Linked DNA regions of Homo sapiens: region 1 is linked to region 2. A link is a loop called in an ENCODE intact Hi-C map of the cell type or tissue named here. Cell type or tissue: CD4-positive, alpha-beta T cell. All regions are shown on one strand. Each heading gives the region's core, and the rest is flanking DNA. Links, peaks and the distances in the headings are about the cores only.

Region 1 (6,537 bases), core at 844-5,843, 130 kb after region 2:
CTTGGCCTCCCAAAGTGCTGGGATTACAGGCGTGAGCCACTGCACCGGGCCAACCCTCTATATCTGTGGGTTTCATGTCCATGGATTCAACTAACTGCAAAACAAAAATATTAGGAAAAGAACAATTAAAAATAACAGTACAACAATAAGAAATGACAAATAAAAATACAGCAACTATTTACAACATAGCATTTACATTGTATGTATTAGTTTTTTTTTTTTTTTTTTTTTTTTTTTTTTTTTTTTGAGACCAGAGACCAGGTCTTGCTCTATCACCCAGCAGCTGCAGTGGAGTGGTGTGATCTTGGATCACTGCAACCTCTGCCTCCAGGGCTCAAGCGATTCTCCCACATCAGCCTCCTGAGTAGCTGGGATTACAGGTGCATGCCACCATGCCTGGCTAATTTTTTATTTTTATTTTATTTGAGACAGAGTCTCGCCCTGTCACCCAGGCTATAGTGCAATGGTGCAGTCTCAGCTCACTGCAACCTCTGACTCCTGGGTTCAAACAATTCTCCTGCCTCAGCCTCCCGAGTAGCTGGGATTACAGGTGCCCGCCACCATGCCCAGCTATTCGTTGTATTTTTAGTAGAGACAGGGTTTTACCACGTCAGCGAGGCTGGTCTCACACTCCTGACATCGTTGGCCTCCCAAAGTGCTGGGATTACAGGCATGAGCCACTGCACCGGCCTTATTTTTATATTTGTAGAGATGGGGTTTCACCATGTCGCCCAAGCTAGTCTCGAACTTCCGGACTCAAGCAATTTGTCTGCCTTGGCCTCCCAAAGTAGTGGGATTACAGGCGTGAGCCACCGTGCCTGGCCACATTGTATTAGGTATTATAAGTAATCTAGAGATGAAAATTACTTAAATTACAATCATGCACAGTATAATTACCTTTTCTGGCCAAAGATGGACTTCATACATGATAGCGGTTCCATAAGATTACAATGCACTATTTTTACTGTATCTTTTTTATGTTTAGATACATATATAGTTACTATTGTTTTACACTTGTCATAGTATTCAGTACAATAACATACTGTACAGGCTTGTACGTATATATATAGACACATATATATACACATATATCTCAAACCATCCTTTGCTGGCATTAAACTCTCCAGCTGTAAGTTCTTCACCTTGTCAAGTGCAGTGGGAGCACTCCAGCACTTTGGGAGGCTGAGGTGAGAGGATCACTTGAGTCCAGGAATTTGAGACCAATCTGGGTAATAGAGAGAGACCCTGTCTCCACAAAAAAAGGAAAAAAAAAAAAAAGCCAGTTGTGTGTGGTGGCATGCACCTGCTAGTTGCAGCTACTTGGGAGGCTCCTGGGCTCAAGTCATCTGTGTGTCTTGGCCTCCCAAAGTGCTGGAATTATAAGTGTGAGCCACCACTCCCTGCCGTGCTGGTTTTTTTGTTGTTTTTGTTTGTTTGTATTTTGTTTTTTTTGAGATGGAGTCTTCACTCTGTGGCCCAGGCTGGAGTGCAGTGGTGCAATCTTCACTCACTGCAACCTCCGCCTCCTGGGTTCGAGCGATTCTCCTTCCTCAGCCTCCTGAGTAGCTGGGATTATAGAAGCCTGCCACAAAGCCTGGCTAATTTTTGTATTTTTAGTAGAGATGGGGTTTCACCATGTTGGTCAGGCTGGTCTCAAACTCCTGACTTTGCAGGTCACATATTTTTTTAACTGAAGGTATCTGATAGACTTAACTTATTCGAACGTAGTGGCTCACAATGTTGTGTTTACTGATATGCATAGAAACACCCAATTTTATTAACAGTTATAGCTAATGCATAATGACAAGCGCTATATTAAACATTTTATATGCATCATTTCTTTTCTTGTTCTTCCTTTTTTTTTTTTTTATATATGTAGTCTCCATCTGTCACCCAGATTGAAGTGCAATGGCGCGATCTAGGCTCACTGCAACCTCCACCTCCTGGGTTCAAGTGTTTCTCCTGCCTCAGCCTCCCGAGTAGCTGGGATTACTGGCACCTGCCACCACGCCTGGCTATTTTTTGTATTTTTAGATTTTTAGTAGAGATGGGGTTTCACCATGTTGGCCAGGCTGGACTTGAACTCCTGACATTTGGTGATCTGCCCACCTCGGCCTCCCAGAGTGCTGGAATTATAGGCATGAGCCACCTCATCTGGCCTGCATTATTTCATTTAATGCATGTAAAGTATCTCTAAAGCATATGCTCTGACTGGAATACCCTGAATTTAATCACAAAGAGAACATATGAGAGCACTGTGGAATCATGAAGACATTATATATCTATATGGACAGGTGGGCTACGTTTCTGGCAGCAGGAAACGGCCCTGTTCTGTTACAGCACTAGCCACAACACAATAAAACCAAATTATGAAGAAACACAATATCTTTTGTTAGAAATTAAATCAACTTAAAAAATTCACAGATTAAAAAAATTTTATTCTATAAATTTCAAACATGTACAAAAATAGAGAAAGAGTATAATAAACTCCAAAGAGCCCATCATCCAACATTAACAATTATCAACTTCAGGCTAATCTTGTTTCATCTCTACCCTTCAACCACTTCCTTTGTTTTCTGTATTATTTTGCAACAAATCTCAGACATCAAATCATTTCATCCATAAATAACTCAGTATATTTGTCTAAAAGATACAGCCTCTTGAACAACAAAAAGAGCCACAATGCCATTATCACATCTAACAAAGTCCCAATTATTTTTTAATACATGAAATAGCCTGTGTTTAAACATATATCTCATAAATTCATTTTTTAAAACAATATTGAATGAGAATCCAACTGGGATGCAAACATTGAGAATGTTGATATATCTTTTCAGTTTCTTGATTTGTAGGTTACCCATTCATCTCGTTTGGTTGGTTTCTTTCCTTGCAATTTATTTGTTATAGAAATCATTTGTAGAGTTTTCCATAGTCTGGATTTTGCTGATTGTATCTTTGTAATGTAGTTTAACATATGTCTTTGTAATCTATAAATTAGTAATTATATCCAGAGGCTTTATCAAATTCATATTCATTTTTGTTGTTTTCAGACAAGAGTCTGAAATAGGCAGAGGCAAATTCTTTCTTCAGGGACATATAATATCTTATCACCTCTTTTTTGGATGTTAGCAGTCATTGATATTTATTGCCTATACATTAATTCATTAGAATGTTGCAAAATGATGATCTTCTAATTATGCCAATCTTTTTTCATTGTTAACTGGAATATATCAATAAAGACAAACTTTTTATCACCTTTTATTTGGTTATGTCAGTACAGTTGGTATTGGAAAGTCCCTTTATTTGCAGTTCTGAAACTGATGATTAGCATCCTTTAACACTTATATTAAATTCAGTTTTTTAAAGTATCATTCTGAATTCATAGATTTGAAGACATGTCTTTTTCTCTATTTTTTCTCTATTACACCTCAATAATAGTCAAATTTTCTATCTTTGGAAAGTGAGAGACTCTCCAAGTTTACTCCTGAGTTCCTTTTTTTTTTGAGATGGATCTCCCTCTGTCACCCAGGCTGGAGTGCAGTGGCGAGATCTCAGCTCACTGCAACCTCCGCTTCCCGGGTTCAAGCAATTCTCCTGTCTCAGCCTCCTGAGTAGCTGGGATTACAGGCACCCGTCGCCATGCCCAGCTAATTTTTGTATTTTTAGTAGAGATGGGGTTTCACCACGTTGGCCAGGCTGGTCTCAAACTCCTGACCTGAAGTGATCTGCCTGTTTTGTAATCCTTGCTGGGATTACAGGCGTGAGCCACCGTGCTTGGCCTCCTGAGTTCTTCTAACACAACTCCAGCAGTCTTGCTACCTGTTATAGCAACGTACAACAAGCTCATCTTGTACATTTCCTGTCTCAGATCTGTTTCCTTTTAGTGGTAAGTGGTATTTAGAGGCCACAATCTGGGCCCTAGGGGTAGGGTTCATAGATTTTGATGTGTATGAATCATACTTGGAGTTTCTGTGTTTTCTTTCACAGTGGTTCCCATTTGACTAAGAATGAAATCCTTTCAATGACCCATTAAGCCCTACATAAGCTGCAGGCCTTGCTTCCTTTCTCACTATGCATGCTCCTTCCTATGGGCCACTGCTATGGAAATGCCCTTTTCCCAGATATATGCACAGATCAATCTCTCACCCTCTGTTAGGTGAGAGATTGAGCTATGCACATATCTAAATCTCTGCTTAATTAATCTCAACTTTTCATTGAAGCCTATTCTGTCAACCCCATTTACTTCAATTGCCTCTCAGATGAGAGAATCCCCATTTGAAACTGCAACACTAATTATCTCCCCAAACCCACTCCCAATGTCTCATATTCTATTTTTTCTGTGTCATTTCTCATTTTTTAACATAGCTTATAATTTATTTATTATATAATGTCCTTCTCCTCTTCCTACAATGTAAGCTCCACAAGGGCAGAGGTTTTTGTTTGGTTCACTACTGTATCTTTAGTGCCTAGGATAGTACCTATACATGGTAGGCATTCAGGATATTTGCTCAATGAACAAATGAATGCAAACCTTGGTATATTTCTGAATCATCACACACTTAGTCTATCAGTATGGTTCAATCTCCTGAGGAACAGATTGAATTGAAAGCAAGCAATATCCTTCAAGAAAGTGAGCTACATCAATATGTGGGGACAAGTCCATGAATTTCAAAACTATCCTGACGTTTCTGGGCATGAGGCCAAACTCAGAACAATGTTTGTGTCCCTCCCTCCCTCCTTCCCTCCTTCCCTCTCTTCCTTCCTTTCTCTTTTTCTCTCCCTTCCTCCCTTTCTCTCTCTCTCTCTTTCTTTCTCTTGAGATGGGGTCTTGCTGTGCCTAGGCTGGTCTTCAACTCCTGGGCTCAAGCGATTCTCCTGCCTCAGCCTCCGGAGTAGCTGGGATTACAGGTGTGTACCATCAAGCCAGACTAATTTTTGTATTTTTAGTAGAGATGGGGTTTCACCATGTTGGCCAAGCTGGTCTTGAACTCCTGACCTCAAGTGATAATGCCCGCCTTGGCCTCCCAAAGTGCTGGGATTACAGGCGTGTGCCACCACGCCCGGCTGCTTTTTTTCTTTTTTTTAAGGGCTAGTCAGTGTACATTCACTTTCGAAAAAGAAATGTAACATAAACTCAGAATCTCCATCAGCAATGAAATTCAAGTCAGAATTACGATGTATCTCAAGGAGTACACCTTACTATTGCTCCAGAGTAGTTTACTGTGTTTAATGCTTTATGTTCTCATTGAAGCAATTAAACTAATCAACTATTAGCAACAATTCCCAAACTGTACTTTTGTTATTTATTTTGTTTTTTGAGACGGAGTCTTGCTCTGTCACCCAGGCTGGAGTCCAGTGGCACAATCTTGGCTCACTGCAACATCTGCCTCCTGGGTTCAAGCAATTCTCCTGCTTCAGCCTCCCAAGTAGCTGGGATTACAGGTGCGTGCCACCACACCCGACTAATTTTTGTGTTTTTAGTAGAGACGGGGTTTCACCATGTTGGCCAAGTTGGTCTCGAACTCCTGACCTCAAGTGATCTGCCCACCTTGGCCTCCCAAAGTGCTGGGATTACAGGTGTGAACCACCGTGCCCGGCCTTAATCAACTACTTTTATACAAAAGTACAGGTTAGGGCCGGGTGCGGTGGCTCACGCCTGTAATCCCAACACTTTGGGAGCCTGAGGTGGGCAGATCACGAGGTCAAGAGATCAAGACCATCCTGGCCAACATGGTGAAACCCTGTCTCTACTAAAAATACAAAAATTAGTTGGGCGTAGTGGCATGCGCCTGTAGTCCCAGCTACTCAGGAGGCTGAGGCAGGAGAATCACTTGAACCCGGGAGGCAGAGGTTGCAGTGAGCTGAGATGGCACCACTGCACTCCAGCCTGGCGACAGAGCACGACTCTGTCTTAAAAAAAAAAAAAAAAGTGGTTGATTAAAATTATTTGGTATAGGTGTGGCCACTCACATCAATAATCCCAGCTACTCAGGAGGCTGAGGCAGGAAGACCACTTGAGGTCTGGAGTTCAAGACCAGCTTGGGCTACACAGTGAGCTCTCATTTCACTGCTTAAAAAAAAAAAAAAAAGCATCTTGGTGAGGAGACTCACATTTGTAATCTCAGCACTTTTGGAGGCCAAGGTGGAAGGATCACTTGAGGTCAGGAGTTTAAGAGCAGCCTGGGAAACATAGTGACACCCCATCCCTATAAAAAGTAATACAAATCAGCTGAGCTTGGTGGCACATGCTAGAGGATCTCCTGGTTATTTGGGAGGCTGAGTGGGAGGATCCCTTGAGCCCAAGAGTTCAAGGTGGCAGTGAGCTATGATTAGGCCACTGCATTCCAGCCTGGGTGACAGAGTGAGAACCTGTCTCTAAAATAATTAATGATGATAATAATAATGATGTTATTTGGCCTATATTTTTGTTACTGCTCATATCCATATTTTTAATGTACTCAATGTGTTTTTATTGATGGTATGGCCTTCAGTTATGAAAAATATGGATATAAGCATAATAAAGACACAGTGCAAATA
Region 2 (6,537 bases), core at 591-5,590:
AGGATCACAAACCAATTTAGGATCACTCGGCAGTGAAACTGGAAACTTCTCTTTTCCCTCAACTTCCTAAACAAGACAAAGAGGATTCCCCAAGGTCCCACGGCTTAGAACTAGCACAGTGTCTTCTAAATTCTAAATGGCATCATCTTAGTCTGCGTTAGCACCTTACTGTCCCTGAGTTTTCCCTTGATAGTATTAAACATTAGTTTGCCTGCTTCTCCAACTTTCTGTTACTACTATCTTTAATCCCAATCAAGAATTTCCTTCTTCCTTGGGTCACTATAAAACAAAGCAAACTCTCTCAGCTTTTTAAAGATAGCCTCCTATTCCTAAAGCTAAAGTACAACTTGTGTATCAAGCAATTGGGAAGGCAAAAAATAAAAAATACATCTTCTTCCACAAAAAATTATGTTTTAAAAGTTCATAATAACACGGTTAAATACTTTTGTTATAATATCGAATAGAGAAAAGATAGCAAACTATATATAAAATGTAGTCTACAGGGGTGAAAAGGGAAAGTTTTTTTTTTTTTTTTTAAAGAAAATCACCAAACTATTAATAGAAGCGGTTTCTGGGTGGTAGATATGCACGTACGTGGCATTTAAATTTTTTCCACTGTTCTATATTATTAAAAAACTGAGAATATGCTTAAAATTAGAAAACATAAACATTATTTTGAAAAAGACTTTCTCTGATCTACTTTCTTCTATCCATACTTTTTTTTTTTTTTTTTTGAGACAGGCTTTTATTCTGTTACCCAGGCTGTAGTACAGTGACACAAACATGGCTCACTGCAGCCTTGACCTCCTGAGCTCAACTAATCCTCCCAAGTAGCTACGACTACAGTTGGGCACCATCACACCCAGCTAATTTTTTAATTTTTGTAAAGACAGGGTCTCACCATGTTGCCCAGGCTGGTCTTGAACTCCTTGGCTCAAGCAATCCTCCTGCCTCAGTTTCCCAAAGTACTGAGATTACAAATATGAGCCACCACACCCAGCATAAAACTACCCACACCAAGGCTGGGTGCAGTGGTTCACGCCTGTAGTCTCAACACTTTGGGACTACAGGTGGGTGGATCACGAGGTCAGGAGTTCAAGACCAGCCTGGCCAACATGGTGAAACCCCATCCTTACCAAAAAAAACCACAAAAATTAGCTGGGCATGGTGGCGGGCGCCTGCAACCCCAGCTACTCAGGAGGCTGAGGCAGGAGCCCGGGAGGCGGAGGTTGCAGTGAGCTGAGATCGTGCCATTGCACTCCAGCCTGGGTGACAGAGCAAGACTCCGTCTCAAAAAAAAAAAAAAAAAAAAAATTACTACCCACACTTACAGGGAAAAAATAAAGGCATAAAAAAACGGCTTTATTTGAATTAATAAAAAAAGGTTTAAATAAGATTTTATTCCATTTAAATTATTATGAAGAATCAGTGACCCTTACATGAAGGCAATGGGACAAAGGTCAAAAGGAAGGGGTAAAGAAAAGGGTTTACTCCTGTCACCCCACCTTTCCTCCTTCTTGGTCATCATCAATCCAATCAGTACTAAACACCCCTTTTATACCCACGTTAGTGAATTTCTTAAAGCCGAGGTCTACGTCTTAATCATCTTTTCATCCCCAGTGCCCAGGGTCATTAAAAGGCAAAATGAGAATCCAAGATCTCTATTCAATAAAAATAAAAAGTACAAATGAGACAATACTTGCCTTTATGGGACTATGTGATAGGAAAGACAATCATAACACGTAACTTGAAATACATTATGGTATAAGCTTTAACATACGATATAATAGGGACACAAAAGGAGGAAATGTTCAGTTCAACTTGGGGATTTGGGTAAAGGTTTATGGGGAACAGTTGCATTTTGAAGGATGCCTATGAATTTTCTAGGTCAATACACAAATGAAGGGCATTTCAAGCAGGACAAAAATACAGAGAAATAAAATAGGATGGTAAGTAAAATGTTTATATAAGTCAACTGGAAATCTTGTTAAAATGCAAATTGATTCAGTAAGTCTAGGATAGTGCCTGAGATTCTGTATTTATACAAGCTTCCAGGTAATGCCAATGCTGCTTGTCAACAGACTGTAGTTTAAGTAAGCAAGGAGTTAGAGCATCTATTAGCAACTCTGTATACCTGGAGTACATGGTGGGAAAAAGGTAACATCAGAATTTGAAGCTTAACCAAAAGACGGTAAACTGCTTGACTATTAGAAGTATCTCAGCTTAACAGGAACTATTCTGCCTTAATAAGCAATAACACAGTTCTCAGGAATTTTAAAAATTAGATTCACGTCATGAAACTATCACAACTAATGAAAGAATGAGAAATACAAAGGAAGTCTGAAGTAAGAAGATAAAGGTAAAGTATTAAACAGAATACACAGATTCTCCAAAAAAAGGAAAATAATGAGTATATCTAATTTTTATGTCATAGTAAGTCTGAAGTTATAAATAAATCAAATTGATACATTTTACTTACAAAATCATCTTCACCTTCAGCTACACCATAATTAGGCAACATAGCTCCCTCCATTGTGGTACTTTTGAATACTCCTTTAATTTTGCTACCTATTCTGCTGATTCCAAATGATTCTCCCCTTTTCTGTGTGTTCCTGAATATTAAACAAAAATGTATCAAGTACATAGCAAATTATCACAACAGTCTAGTTTATTGAAAACCATTATTAAAAAAAAGAAAAACAGTTTTGAAAATGATAAACTAAAGGTATAGCTAACATAACTTTTGGAGTTTTCATACACGGATTAAGTATCAACATCTCAGAAGTCAAAAATGACACAGTATTTAAAGTTTAAATTTGGTGGATGAATAAATGGGACAATATTTATTTATAAACACTCAAAATTTACCTAGTATTAACTTCAAAATATTAACAGGATTAGAATTTTTAAAAGATGAGAGCCCCCTAGTGGAATATAGTTCTTATTGCAATATTTCAAAATAGATTAAAAAATGCTTAAGATCTGTTCAAAACCAAAAACATCCCTTTAGAGTAACTGGACTAAAATTATGCGACAGAAAAAAAAAACATTAAACTATTACTTTCTCAGTACTTCATTTTCAGATGGAACTTTAAGAAAAAGAATAGTGCCAAAGGGAAAGGTTAGCAATGAGCACAGGGATAAAAGCAAATGTAGCCCAAGGAAGCAGTCTGCTCTGCCATAAATATTAAATGTTGGTTTTGCCATTTTTTTAAGCTGAATTTCTGAAAGCAGAAATAGCTGAAAAGCAACAAGACAAATAAGCCAAAAGTAGCAAAAATGTCCGTTAGCCTGCTACCCAATGTTTCAGCAATTAAAACCGTAACTTTTATCCAATTTAAAAGTCATGCTCAAGGCCAGGCACAGTGGCTCACACTTGTAATCCCAGCACTTTGGAAGGCCAAGGCAGGCAGATGACCTGAGGTCAAGAGTTCGAGACCAGCCTGGCCAACATGGCGAAACTGCGTCTGTACTAAAAATACAAAAATTAGCCGGGCGAGGTGGCAGGCACCTGTAATCCCAGCTACTAGGAAGGCTGACACAGAAGAATCACTTGGACCCGCAAGATTGCACCACTGCACTCCAGCCTGGGCAACAGAGTGAGGCTCCATCAAGAAAATATATATAAAATAAAATAAAGTCACGTTCACTATGTAATACTGCTCTTACAACCGATATCCAAATAAAAATAACTACTTTAAAACCTGAGAAAGTTTGTTTTGAATGCTTAAGTGTATAGCTATTACTCCTATGAGAAAAATTAAGTTATCTACTGAAATAATACAATTACAGAAAGAAAATTAATCAAGTTTCAAATACACCAATATGTAGTAATGTGTATTTTACACACATCCAAGAAGTAAATCAAACTTCTGGAAAAACACTAATAATAAGTAGTAAGCAGTAAAAGGGGTACTTAAACTAGATTATTTTATCTAAACAAACATACAATTAGGGTTTTTTTTAATCCAGAATTGTAGACACAATTGTCCTTGATTTAAAAAACATTTCCCAAGACATAAAAATGTTAACAAAATATTTTTAAAATCTCTAGACTCTAGATAGTTTATTCCAGTCTCTACAACATGGATACTATAAAACAATGGGGGTTGTTGAAATCTAAAAACTCTCACTTATGATTATTATGCCCAGAAATACAGAAACATCATACTTATTTTAAAAAAAGTTCTTTAAACATAGTTCTAAAATTAATTTAGCAAAATCAACAAGAACAAAAATGAGTCAACAGCCTTAAAATACAAGATACTGACAAATTAAACAATGAAAATATCTTTAAAGTATCAGGACATTTTTATTTTATGATGGCATATCATGCTATTTCAAAAAGGAGGTATGTAGAATAAAAGTAGGTATTCATTTTAAAAGATTATCCTAAATAACTAGGATATAATGGCAGTTAATACCACAGTGTTCCATTTTTTTCCTTTTTATTTGTATTAGGTTGTTCACAATGTACTTTCTAAAAACATTTAATACTGAAAAGAATCACATGCTCAAGACTTACCGAAAATCATCCAAACTTAGGCTACCTCTGCAATAACAGGTATGTGAAATAATATAAGGAGAGGAAAGAAAGAAAGCCCAGATATTATATAAACTTCATTTTAGAACACAAAACAAAATTTAAAAGCTTCAGAAGTTACACAGGTGTATAACATTCATTTTTGCAAAGGGAAGAAATCTTCATGAATAAGGTGATAAAGGTAAGATAAACGCACATAGCTGTCTTTTGTGTTTGGATGAAGTCTACATTACTAAAAACGGTTCTTAAAAATTAAATATGTTTTCTCTTGGGTGACATGGAAAAAAATTAAATATATCAGGAAATAACTGACTTTTTTCTACATAATTAAAAAAGGTTCTTAGAAATTAAATATCCAGAAATAATTCTGTCTTTTCTTTGTCCTTAGGCATACCATTTCTTTCATGCAGTGGAAAGTATGCAGAGACTGAGCCACCAAAAACCTGGCATGGCACAAAAAACAAACCCATATTTTCCAACATTAAACTTGTGTTCATGTTAGACAGAATCATTTATGCTTCACGTTTTTAGGTTGAGTAAAAAAATATGTTTTAAGCTAAGAAGCACAGTTAACAAAAGATCTCTAAATATTAAAAAACAAAAGTTGTACTTTAAGTATACAATGAAACAGAGAACATGATAAATAATATGCATTAGAATTTTACTTTGAAAATATAAAATGTAGACATAAAATATATGAATACATATTTTATGTAATTTAAGTCATGTAATAGCAAATTAACAAAGCTATTCTAAATTTCCAATGAAAGAATGTTAAGAAACTCTTTTAACTTATTATATATAGGTAAATAAATCATTAAGTATCACAGAAGCAGAGTCCTGACAAGACTGATAGTTAACTATTAAAATCAGATCACCATAAAGAAAAACATACTTTAAAAAGTCATAATCAGTATCCAGAATGAAAAGAACCCATATAACCTGTCTTTTTTATATTTTAAAGCCAACAAAATTAGTACCTTAATATGCTGAAAATAATCAAGTGTTCTAAAAGTAGCCAAGAAGGCTTTTCATCTCTGAAGTTATGACCTTGACTTAGATTTAACCACGAAGCAAGCTTTTTATTTTATTTTATTTTATTTTATTTTATTTTATTTTATTTTAATTGAGGCGGAGTCTTAGTTGCCCAGGCTGGAGTGCAGTGGTGCAGTCTCAGCTCACTGTAACCTCTGCCTCCTGGGTTTAAGTGATTCTCCTGCCTCAGTCTCCCAAGTAGCTGGGATCACAGGTGTGTTCCATCGCACTTGACTAATTTTTGTATTTTTAGCAGAGACAGGGTTTCACCATGTTGGCCAGGCTGGTGTTGAACTCCTGACCTGAGGTGATCTGCCTGCCTCGGCCTCCCAAATTGTTGGGATTACAGGCGTGAGCCATCACGCCCGGCCATCTACCAAAGCAGGCTTTTAAGGTCACAGAACCACTTCCCCTTAAATGGTCCTAGAAAAGGGCATGTCATTAGCTCCACGTCCTGGTATGAAACTCCAAACATCTTATGTCTATAAACAGGGATAAATTCTACCTGCTTCTCAAGTATGCCAGTACATTTGAGGAAACTCCTTGGAAAAGAATTCAAATGCAAGAAAAGGCATGTGGCCTGGGCAAAGAACGCTATTTTAAATAGCATGAATATGATTTTTGTTAAATAACGTCTAAGTTTCACGGCTGTAACATAAATTTTTAGGAAAAAGTTACAAAGTGGTATTTTTGCAAATAATCCTAAAGGCATTTCTACCTTTCAGAAAAGTTATTACATGTATACTACTTCTACTGAGGCATTAAATCAGAATTAATATTCAACATTCAAAAAAACATCTATTCCCATAACACTTGGTTACGTCAAGAAATACAATATATTCTCCTCGTGGCTAAGGTTTTCACATTTTCCCTTGTACTAACTATCTAAAACATTGCCCCATTTCTTGACTTATCTACTTTTCTCTTTGTAGTACATATCCAATTTATTTATGTTTATT

What was found. Hi-C counts contacts between places; a loop is a spot of excess contacts. Peaks named below come from ENCODE experiments on the same cell type or tissue, not always from the same donor. Only the 100,000 strongest peaks of a DNase experiment are listed, where the experiment ranks them.
Region 1: a loop joins it to region 2, with 2.4 times the contacts of the local background. A loop is called at or near these places in 11 of 110 quality-filtered maps.

The regions. Positions count from the first base shown.
Region 1 is chr6:85,666,054-85,672,590 of GRCh38, forward strand. No RefSeq gene overlaps it. Among named protein-coding and RNA genes, the nearest start is that of SNORD50A, 8.0 kb to the right of the region's middle. RefSeq lists an enhancer at 3,157-3,678 and a silencer at 5,944-6,144. In CD4-positive, alpha-beta T cell, for the core only: no CTCF peak of the experiment used is centred there; a DNase peak (open chromatin) is centred at 3,878; H3K27ac peaks cover 1,384 bases.
Region 2 is chr6:85,534,313-85,540,849 of GRCh38, forward strand. It overlaps SNX14 (sorting nexin 14), which reads right to left. Exons shown (of 29, transcript NM_153816.6): 16 at 4,526-4,552; 17 at 2,480-2,612. Among named protein-coding and RNA genes, the nearest start is that of SNX14, 56 kb to the right of the region's middle. In CD4-positive, alpha-beta T cell, for the core only: CTCF peaks have their summits at 2,883 (motif pointing left) and 3,082; no DNase peak of the experiment used is centred there.